Linked DNA regions of Homo sapiens: region 1 is linked to region 2. The links are chromatin contacts, found by Hi-C in ENCODE. All regions are on one chromosome and are shown on one strand. Each heading gives the region's core, a stretch centred on a gene start or an enhancer-like site at or near the end of the contact. The rest is flanking DNA. Distances are from core to core; before and after follow the strand shown.

Region 1 (4,974 bases), core at 341-2,840, 1.2 Mb after region 2:
CAGCCTCATCCTAGCATGTTCACGAATATGCCAAGCATGTTGTCTTACCTAGTTTCTTGTTCACATCGCTTTGAGATTTTCTTGTGGTCTTTTCAATTTCATCCACAAGCCTCTGGCTTTCTGCGACCAGGCGTTCTGATCGGGACCTTTGAGCGTCTGCTCTGTGGTACTGGTTCTTGTTAGCAATGTGCCACTCTGAGGGCAGGAACTTGGGTGGAGGTTGTAATAGTTTAGCCATTTGAGGTTTCCAAATTCCTGATCAAAAGCAGACTCTTTTAGATTAAATGAAAGCAATTTGTCCTTTTTTATGATAATTTTTATTCAAGGATGACATATATACGGAAAATTGCATAAATCATAATCTGTACACAAAATAAATCTATCTGTGTAGCCGGCACCCAAACCAAGAAACAAGCATTACCAGCATCTCTAACCTCCTCCCAGTTACTCCACCTCAAGCCCCTCAGGGTAACCAGTATCCTGACTTTTAACACTACAAATTCGTTTTGCTGTTTTTGAATTTAACATAAATGGAATAATACAGTATGTATTATTCTGTCTCTGACTTCTTTAGCTCAACATTATGTTTGTAAAATTCATCCATATTGTCTATATGATTGCAGTTTGTTCGTTCTCGTTGCTGTGTAGGTGCCGTTATATGAATAAAATCTAGCTGTCTTTTCTACTGTTTATGGATATTTGGGTTGTTTACACTCCAGGGCCATAATGAGAATGCTATTAATAGTCTCATACATGTCTTTTGGTGAACACGTGTATGCATTTTTATAACTCATTAGAATTGTTGGGTCATGGAGTAATGTTCTGCCAAACAGATGAGCCCAGAGATGTTTTCTTAAAAAAAGAAGAAGAAAAAGAAGAGGAAGAAGAAGGAGGAGGAGGAGGAGGAGGAGGAGGAAATGTAACATGTGTAAACTGACAACTGGGTATTGAACTTGTTCAACACATAAAAGAATCTGAAAACTTCCAGGACAAAGAAAAGGAGAGAACAGGAAGGGGAACAACACAGGGGAAGCCAGCTGGCAGAGGCTGTCGGCAGTGGAAACGCTAAAATTACCCATTTCATCTTCATACAACTCTGATGGACCATGAGAACTGCCTTCCTCAGACAGGGCTGAAATCTGCCCCCACTCCCATCTCTACCCTAAGGTCTGAGTCCCTGCTCTTAGGGGCCTCTGGATCTCTGAAGCCTTCACATATATAAGGATGAAACTAGAGTCAGATCTTGACTAGGCTGAGAACCTCAGCCCACCCAGCCCCCTCAGACAACATGGAGTTTCTCCGTTTCTTCCTAGCCCAGTCCCTTTTATGGCTTCTACCGAATTTATCTGAGTGTGGAGCCCAGCATTTAACCCAAGGCTCCTGGATAAGTCTGAATAGCCCCCAGAGAGGTGGGGACCTAAATTAGGGCTCATCCCAACGTCATAAGGATTTGGTTAGGCGGGGAGGGTTGCGGGTAGGGGTCGGTGGGGTGGGGTCATGGTTTACTTACCTCAGCGCCACACAGAACCACTACGCAAGCTCGGGATGGGAGCCTCCTTACCCCAACTGGAGCTTCCAGCTCTTGCAGAACAGAGAGGTAAACAACGCGGTCTCCATGACAACAAGTGACGCGTTGCCAGGGCAAAGAGGGCTGGTTCCGCCACTGAGCAGCCTGGCCAAAGGCTTAGCGCAGGCGCAAATTCTGCGGACCCCAGAGCCAGAGACCCAGGAGTGTGGCGTGTGGGAAGGGTAGGGCCAGATGCTCCGGCCACCTCAACCTACCGCGAAGACGCGGGGCACCAAGCAGAAGACAGCGGCCAAAGCCCCGAGCTGGGAGTCAGGAGACCTGCGTCTAGTCCGAGCCCTCCCGCGGGCGGGATCATCTCGGGTCGCGCTGTACCCCGGCTCTCAGACTTCCCGGCTGTACAGTGGGGTTGGGCTGGGCGATGCCTCCAGGACCTCGCAGTCGCAGGCGAAATTGAGGGTTAAAAATCAGGAAGCCAAGTTGATTGTTTCTGTAAGCTACAATGAGTTTCCTCCAGAGTTTGTATAGGTCTGTTACCACAACTGGCTTATTTCTGCGTGGGGCGCCCGATGGGGCACTCTGTGAGGGCAGGTGTGTGAGTAGAACGCCTTCAGGCAAACACTCCAGAAGTCACTCTGCATCCACTAGGAGATGGAAAATATGGGAGAAAAATTAAATCTGAGGGGATAGCTCCAGAAGATTTAATATTTGTCAAGTAGGACTTCCAGAAGGAAAGAAAAAAAGAGAGAGAATGGCAAAACAATTGTGAAAGTGAGAGAGAGATAACTTGAGCCAAAGACTCAAGTCTTTAGATTAACGACCCACCTGAAATTAACACACACCCCCATTCCTTACATATAGTCCTCCCTGTGGATTATGCATATAATCCATAGAGTGATTAGCTCCAGGATCCCCCTCAGATACTGAAATCTGCAGATTCTCAAGTCTCATATAAAGTGGTGTAGCATTTGTATATAACCTACGCACATCCCTAGATAGGCATACTTTACGTCATCTCTAGATTGCTACAATACCTAATACAATGCCTAATACAATACCTAATATAGTGCCTAATACAGTGCCTAATGCAATACATAATACAATACATAATACAACACCTAATACCTAATATAATACCTAATACAATGCCTAATACAATACCTAATACAATGTCTAACCATGCCTACTCATCGCTTCATTCGCATGGATTCAACATAGCACTCAGGGTGCAACAAATTCAAGTTTTGCTTTTTGGAGCTTTGTGGAATTTTTTTCCTGAATATTTTTTATTTGTGTGTCATCGCATCCAAGGATGTAGAATCCACGGATAGGAAGGGCCAACTTTATACCTATTCTGGTGGAATTTCTTAATTCAAAGAATAAGAAGAAAAAGAAAGAATAGGTATCAAGTGTTTCGTCTCTAACACAGGTGGCTAGAAATGATGGTTGCTAGAAATGATGCTAGGATAATGCCTTCAAATTCTATAGAAAATTATTTCAAATCTGGGATTCTACAACCAGTCAAAGCATTTCATGTATGAGAGCAAAATAAAAGATTTCTTTGGACATGCCAGTACTCAAAACGGTGAGCGTACATTCTTTATGGAAAAAAATAATAGAGCAAAAGTGAAAAATCCAGAAAGAAGAAGATACTGGACATAAGACATAGTGGAACCAACCCAGCTGTGTGATGAAAAGAAAGCTCGGTGTAATAGCTACCGAACTAAAAAGCAATGAGTCCAAATTACAACTAAAAGTCAAAAGAAGTTTTGAACAATATCTTTAAGAAGAGTTATACAAACTATGATTCATAACCCAGAAGTATAACCACATGGTGAGTTGAAATTATGTCTCTTCTGAGCAATAAAAAGTAGATAAATGATGACAGTCTCCGTGATGCATGCCTGAGGTGCCATCACTTGGAATGCCTGGGAGGTATGGCTTGAGCTCAGGAGTTTGAGACTGCAGTGAGCTATGATCACACCATTGCACTCCAACCTGGGTGACACAGACCCCTATTAAAATATTTTTTAATTTTTATAAGTTAAAAATAGACAAATACAAATTCTGAGAAAAGTTAAAAGCTGCACAAGGGCTGGGCATGGTGGCTCACACCTGTAATCTTGGCACTTTGGGAGGCCAAGGCGGGAGGATTGCTTGAGCTCAGAAGTTCAAGACCAGATTGGGCAACATGGTGAGACCGTGTATCTAAAAAAATAAAAATAAATAAAAAACCTACAGAAGAAAGTTATAAGTATGAAGAAAATTAAATTTTGATGTCATTTTCAGAGTAGTATATGAAATACAAGAGATGGTGCCAAAAGTCACCACCCCCTCATGATCATCCCTGCTGAACTCATTCATTCTCTGAACTCATTCATTCTCTGAACTCATTCATTCTCTGAACTCATTCATTGATTTGTTCAACAAAGATTTGTTGACCACTCTCTGAACTCATTCTCTGAATTCACTCATTCATTAATTTGTCCACATACCTATTGAACATCTATGAAGTATCAAGACCTGTGCTAGACACCAAGGATAGATGAAGATAAAACACAGTCTCTGCCTTCTGTGGAGATTACAGATGCACAGCTATTGACACAGCAATTCAATTCCACATCTAGGGATTTATCCTACAGATACATCTGCACATGTGCAAAATGATGTAACTGTGTGTAAAAAGTTATTCATTGCAAAATTGTTCTTAATAGAAAAAAATTTACATATCCCAAATGTCCACCAAGAGGAGACTGATTAAATAAATTATGAAACAGTCATAGAGTATTTTTTACTGTAAAATATATAATTAGAAATCTTTTTTACATCTCTTTGATATGGAGTGACCAACGAGATATATTAAATGAAAAAAGCAAGGTTCAGAAGAATTACATATATAGTATTTTACCATTGTTATGATAGAAAATGGTAAAATGTAATTGTTTGTGTACCCCTAGAATTTCTCCAGACAGATACATAAGAAACTGGTAACACTGGTTGCCTCTGGAAAGAGAACTGGATGGCTGGGGTGTGGAGGGTAAAGGAGGCTTCACTGAATAATCTTTTGCCTTTTGAGAGTTGTACAATTATTATCTCTTTTAAAAGAATATAAAAATGCAGAAACTCTTTATAATAAATGATTTCAGTAAATGAATGACACAAATACGGCAGCCGATAGAAGAGCAGGAGGTGTGAAAGCGTTGAGACAGAGCTAACTAGTTATTTTGAAACCAGAAGAATTCAGAGGGAGATGAACAGAGGCAGTATGTCTAGGAGACGACACACTTAGCCAGGGGCCTGAAGACTGGCTTCCAGCCTGGATCTCACCACGGACAAGCCTCAGGTTTCCCATCCTCGATAAATCTGTCATGCTATCCTGAGTATTTTATGGATGCAAAAGTGCTACCCAAACATCAGATCTTATTCACTTCTTATTTAACTGTCATACA
Region 2 (4,670 bases), core at 109-2,608:
CAACCCAGGGTGGCTAATAGTAATAATAACAGCAGCAGCAGCAGCAGCAACAACAGCAATGGGAGATCTTATTTATTGAGCACTTACTGTATATCAGACTCTGTGCTAAATGTTTAACCTGGATGATCTCTTTTAACCCTCACACAGCCCAGGGAGGCGGGCTCTCACTCTCCCATTTTGCAGACAGAGAAATAGGCAGAGAGCAGTGAAGTGATTGGCCCAGGGTGATAGTGCCAGGACTGGTGATAGTGCCTGACTCCCAAGTCCGTGCTCATAACTACAATGCCAGGCGAGTACCGGGAATGCACTTGAATAGAAGAGGGTGTGGGGCTCTGAGGTGCAGCAAGGGCCCCCCCAGCAAGCCTCCTGGCTCCAGCATAGTCTGGGGCCTGGATCCCCCTTTGAGAGGGCAGTTCCATGTCACTGCTCAGAGGAAGGCCTGGCAGGGAGGGCTCAGTGGTGGGGTCCCAAGAGGGCAGGGCAGGCATGAGGGCCAGGGGATGTCCCGCGGGCAGTGGGGTCCTCTGTCCACTCACCTGCCCCTTCCTGGGCTTGGGCGCACAGTGACCTCAGCCCCATCTGCTCCCAGGTATGGAGGGCTAGGTCCCAGGCCCGCTGCTCCCCATACTGAGCCACCAGGTACGAGGCCACCTCCATGCCACTCGTCTTCTCTGGCTGAGCGGGTGTCTCACCCGAAGAGCTCCTGGAGTGCGCTTTATTGGCGAGCAGAAGCTGGAACTCCTTCAGCTCCTCCTTCTTCAGGAACTCCAAGTAACAGGCCAGGCGGCCCCAGGCTCCGCCAGCCATCTCTGTCCCGGAGTTAAGAGGGTGTCTGGGGGATGTTCCCAGGTGGTGAGGGTATCAGGCAGGCAGAGAACAGTGCTGTCCTTTGCCTTGGCTCTTACCGTCTCTTATTCAGCATTCGGAACCCAGTTTTATAAATCCCAGGGCACCTACAGATAGACGCCGATAGAGGGGGAGTGGTAGGAAAAGCCAGGGGAGGGAGGAGCCCAGAGGGGCCTGCAAGACACTGGAAGAAGTCAGCTGATAGGGAGGTCCTGGGATGGGGTCCAGGGCCAGGCAGGGAGGGTGAGGGTGAGGGGAGATGTGGTGACGGGAGATGGGGTGTGGGCAACGCTCACTGTTCTGTGTTCCTCAGATTCTTCCCTCTCCTGGGTCCTGGACTCCTGAGATCAACCCTTGAGCTGCAAGGCTGAGAAGAGGTGGGGTGGGAGGAGCCGCAGAGCAGGGAATGGGCTTTCAGAACCCAGAGTGGAGCCCCGGGCTGCTGGCTCCCAGGTTTCTTCAGACCTCTCCAGGCCCTGGGGCACCAGCCAGCAAGAACAGCGCCTAGTCAACAAGAGCAGGAAGGAAACGTCACCCAGAGGAAACCCACAAGGGGCGTGGCCAGGGGGTAGGATCAAACCAGGCCTGGGTAGGCCAGACTCAGAGTCACAGATTCAGATGGGCCACATGGCATCTATAGGCGGACCAGGAGCACAGGCCCAGACCAGCTGACGCTGCAGCAGGTACAGGCCCATACTAAACACGGTGTGTGCACCTCCACATGGGCACTCCGCCAGCCCATCATCTAGAGCCTGTCTGCAGAGCCAGGATGCAGACTCTCCGAGCAGTTGTGTCTGCAGCCCAGGCCCAGCCTCTCAGGATGGGTGGGGCCCCCTGTGTCTGCCCGGGCAGCTCCTTATTGGGAAACATTAGAACTGGGCCAGGGAGCATTTTTCCCAGCCTCTCATGGTTTTGGGAGCTTCTTGAGTTGCACTGCATGTCCTGCCATGCTACCAGGGGCACTAAAGCATGTGTCCCAGGCCCAGGGGGCTGTTTGCCTTCTGGGCAGCCCAGCACTTAGCTGGTGAACATTTCCACCTGAAAGCAGAACAGCCCCTTCCTCATTCCTGCAAGCAGGCCTCGGGGAGCCAGGGGCAGACTTCCTCTTTCGTGGAATCTGCAAGATGCCAATGACTTCAGGTTGAGGAATGACATTGCCTACTCATTTGCTGATGTAACACACCACCAGGAATTTCTGGAGATGCTTTGGTTTCACTTGGACTGGCAGAGCCCAGGCTTCAACCCACGGCTTGCTTGGACAAGGACTCCTTATGTGCCTGATTTATTTCTTTGAGCCTCAGTTTGCCCATCTATTAAATGGGACATCATAGGTTTACCAAGAGGCTTCAATTCAGCAAAAGGTCTTAGAGTCTCTCTCTCTTTCCCAGGCTGGAGTGCAGTGGCAAGATCTCGGCTCACTGCAAGCTCCCTCCACCTCCTGGGTTCCAGCGATTCTCCTGCATCAGCCCAGCTTCCTGGGCAGTTGGGATTACAGTCACTCACCACCACGCCTGGCTAATTGTTTTGTATTTTTAGTAGAGATGGGGTTTCACCATGTTAGCCAGTCTGATCCGAGGTGATCCGCCCACTTCGGCCTCCCGAAATGTTGGGATTACAGGTGTGAGCCTCCGTGCCTGGCCTAAATAAATTTTATAAATGTTAGTTTTAAAAAATGGCTAATAAGCACATTGTAGGACATTCTAATATCAGATTGACCAGAAGTGGAAAAGTGCTGTGCTAAAAGTGGGATGATCGGGAGGCTCTGAGCACTCCGTGAAGGACCGTGAGACTCCATGTAGCGGGAGGAATGGCCTGGAGGAGGGCTGTGTGGGCTTTTTTTCCTCCTCACACCAGCCAGTTCTGGCACCAACTCTCTAGACACCAACTGGTGTCCTACAGTGCAATTCTGACACTGACTGCCTGGAGTTGGCATCAAACCTCACAGGTTTAGGGTTTCAGTGAAGAGCTGGCCTCATATCAGATGCCAGTTGCAAATGGGGTGCCCAGACCACTGGCATCTCTGTCTGACTTGGTGACAAATTCAAGGGTTCCCACAGTCCCCGGCAGGTTCAATAATTTGCTGAAATGACTCACAGGACTGAGAAAAGCACTTTATTTATTATTATCGGTTCATGATGGAGGATACGACTCAGGAATAGCCCAACGGAAGAGATGCCGAGGTCAAGGTGTGGGTGGGGGAGGGGCACAGCGCTTCCTTGCCCTCCCGGGCACCCTACTCTCCCTGCCCCTCCCTGCTTCACTAACCTGGAAGCTCTCCAAACCCCAAACAAACAAGACTGTGGGGTTTTCTCGGAGGTTTCACTTCACAGGCATAATTCATTAAATCACTGGCCGCTGGAGATCCACTCAACCTGTTAAATAGATCAGAAACCTGACCCTTCCCACCACGCCCACTGGGGCTGCTGGTCCAGCCTTCAGTCGTCTCTTACTGGGATCACTGTGCTAGCCTTCCACATGTTCTCCACCCATGCTGATGCTTCCCCTTTACTGTCTACTCTCAGTCTAGAAGCCAGAATTATCCACTTAAAGCATAAATTAGGTCAGGTCACTTCTCAGCTCAAAACTTTCCCATACTCCATCTCACTCTGAGTAAAAACCAAAGTCCAACCAAAGGTGTGGTGACTCGTGCCTGTAATCCCAGCACTTTGGGAGGCTGAGGTGGGAGGATCGCTTGAGTCCAGGAGTTCAAGACCAGTCTGGGAAACATGGCAAGACCCTGTCCCTATGACATAATATTAAAAAACTTCCCAAATCCGGCCAGGTACAGTGGCTCATGCCTGTAATCTCAGCACTTTGGGAGGCTGAGGCGGGCAGATCACCTGAGGCCAGGAGTTCAAGACCAGCCTGGCTAACATGGTGAAATCCCATCTCTAATAATTATAATACAAAAAAAATTATCCGGGTGTGGTGGCGCACGCCGTATTCCTTCAGGAGGCTGAGGCAGGAGAACTGCTTGAACCTGGGAGGCAGAGATTGCAGTGAGCCGAGATTGCACCATTGCACTCCAGCCTGGGCGACAAGAGCAAAACACAGTCTCAAACCAAACCAAACCAAACAACAACAACAACAACAACAACTCCCCAAATCTCCCAGAGCCCTCCCAATGGTTCCCGGGGGCTGCATGATCTAGCCCCTGATATCTCTCCGGCATTATATCCTACCCTATCCCCCTCCCTCACTGGATCCTCTTAGTCTTTTCCCTGTTCCTTGAATACACCAAGAATACTCTCACTCCAGGGCCTTTGCACTAGTCTTTCCATTGTCTTGGAATGGTTTCCCCAGATATTCAGAGGTGTGCTATCCAACCTTCTGTAAAGTAGAATTCCTTCATTCCGTGCTTCATTTTTCCGCATGACACTTATTATTGCCTGACGTTACAGACTTGTTTATTTGTTTACCTTCTGTCACCCCCTCCTGCCAATAGGATGTTAGGTCCCTGGAGACAGGACTTGGCTTGTTTTGTTCGCTGTTGTATCCGCTATGCCTAAATCAGTGCCTGGCCCACAATGTCAGCACAATCAATACCACAGACATTGAATGTCTTTTGAACGCTTTCCTTTAATGCTTTCCTTCTTATCCTTCCAAACAGCTACTCACTCTGGCCACTAGATGGCACTCAAGTACTTTCTGAGAATTGAAGCAGCCTCATGGGTTTGGTGGAGAGGACCCACTGGCGCTCTCTGAGCCTGAATTTTTAAAATTATCCCTGTTTCTGGTGCTTTGGGCCTTTGTTTCCTTTCCTTGAGGCATTTTAGGAACACATTAAAACTCACTTTTATTCAAGTCATGCTATTTTCAATTAA

The links. A loop is a pair of places that touch in the nucleus more often than their neighbours do. Pooled maps may share reads with other maps.
Region 1: a loop to region 2 is called in a pooled map, with 3 times the contacts of the local background. The contact joins the promoter of TEKT1 here to the promoter of NLRP1 in region 2. A Hi-C loop is called at or near these places in 4 of 168 maps with a recorded cell type or tissue (CD4-positive, alpha-beta T cell, CD8-positive, alpha-beta T cell, IMR-90 and 1 more) and 12 of 50 pooled maps.

The regions. Positions count from the first base shown.
Region 1 is chr17:6,830,139-6,835,112 of GRCh38, forward strand. It overlaps TEKT1 (tektin 1), which reads right to left and starts at 1,591. Exons shown (of 8, transcript NM_053285.2): 1 at 1,511-1,591; 2 at 49-255. The coding sequence starts at 238. RefSeq lists a silencer at 1,554-1,603.
Region 2 is chr17:5,583,151-5,587,820 of GRCh38, forward strand. It overlaps NLRP1 (NLR family pyrin domain containing 1), which reads right to left and starts at 1,359. Exons shown (of 17, transcript NM_033004.4): 1 at 537-1,359. The coding sequence starts at 807. RefSeq lists enhancers at 697-1,896, 1,168-1,427, 1,448-1,747.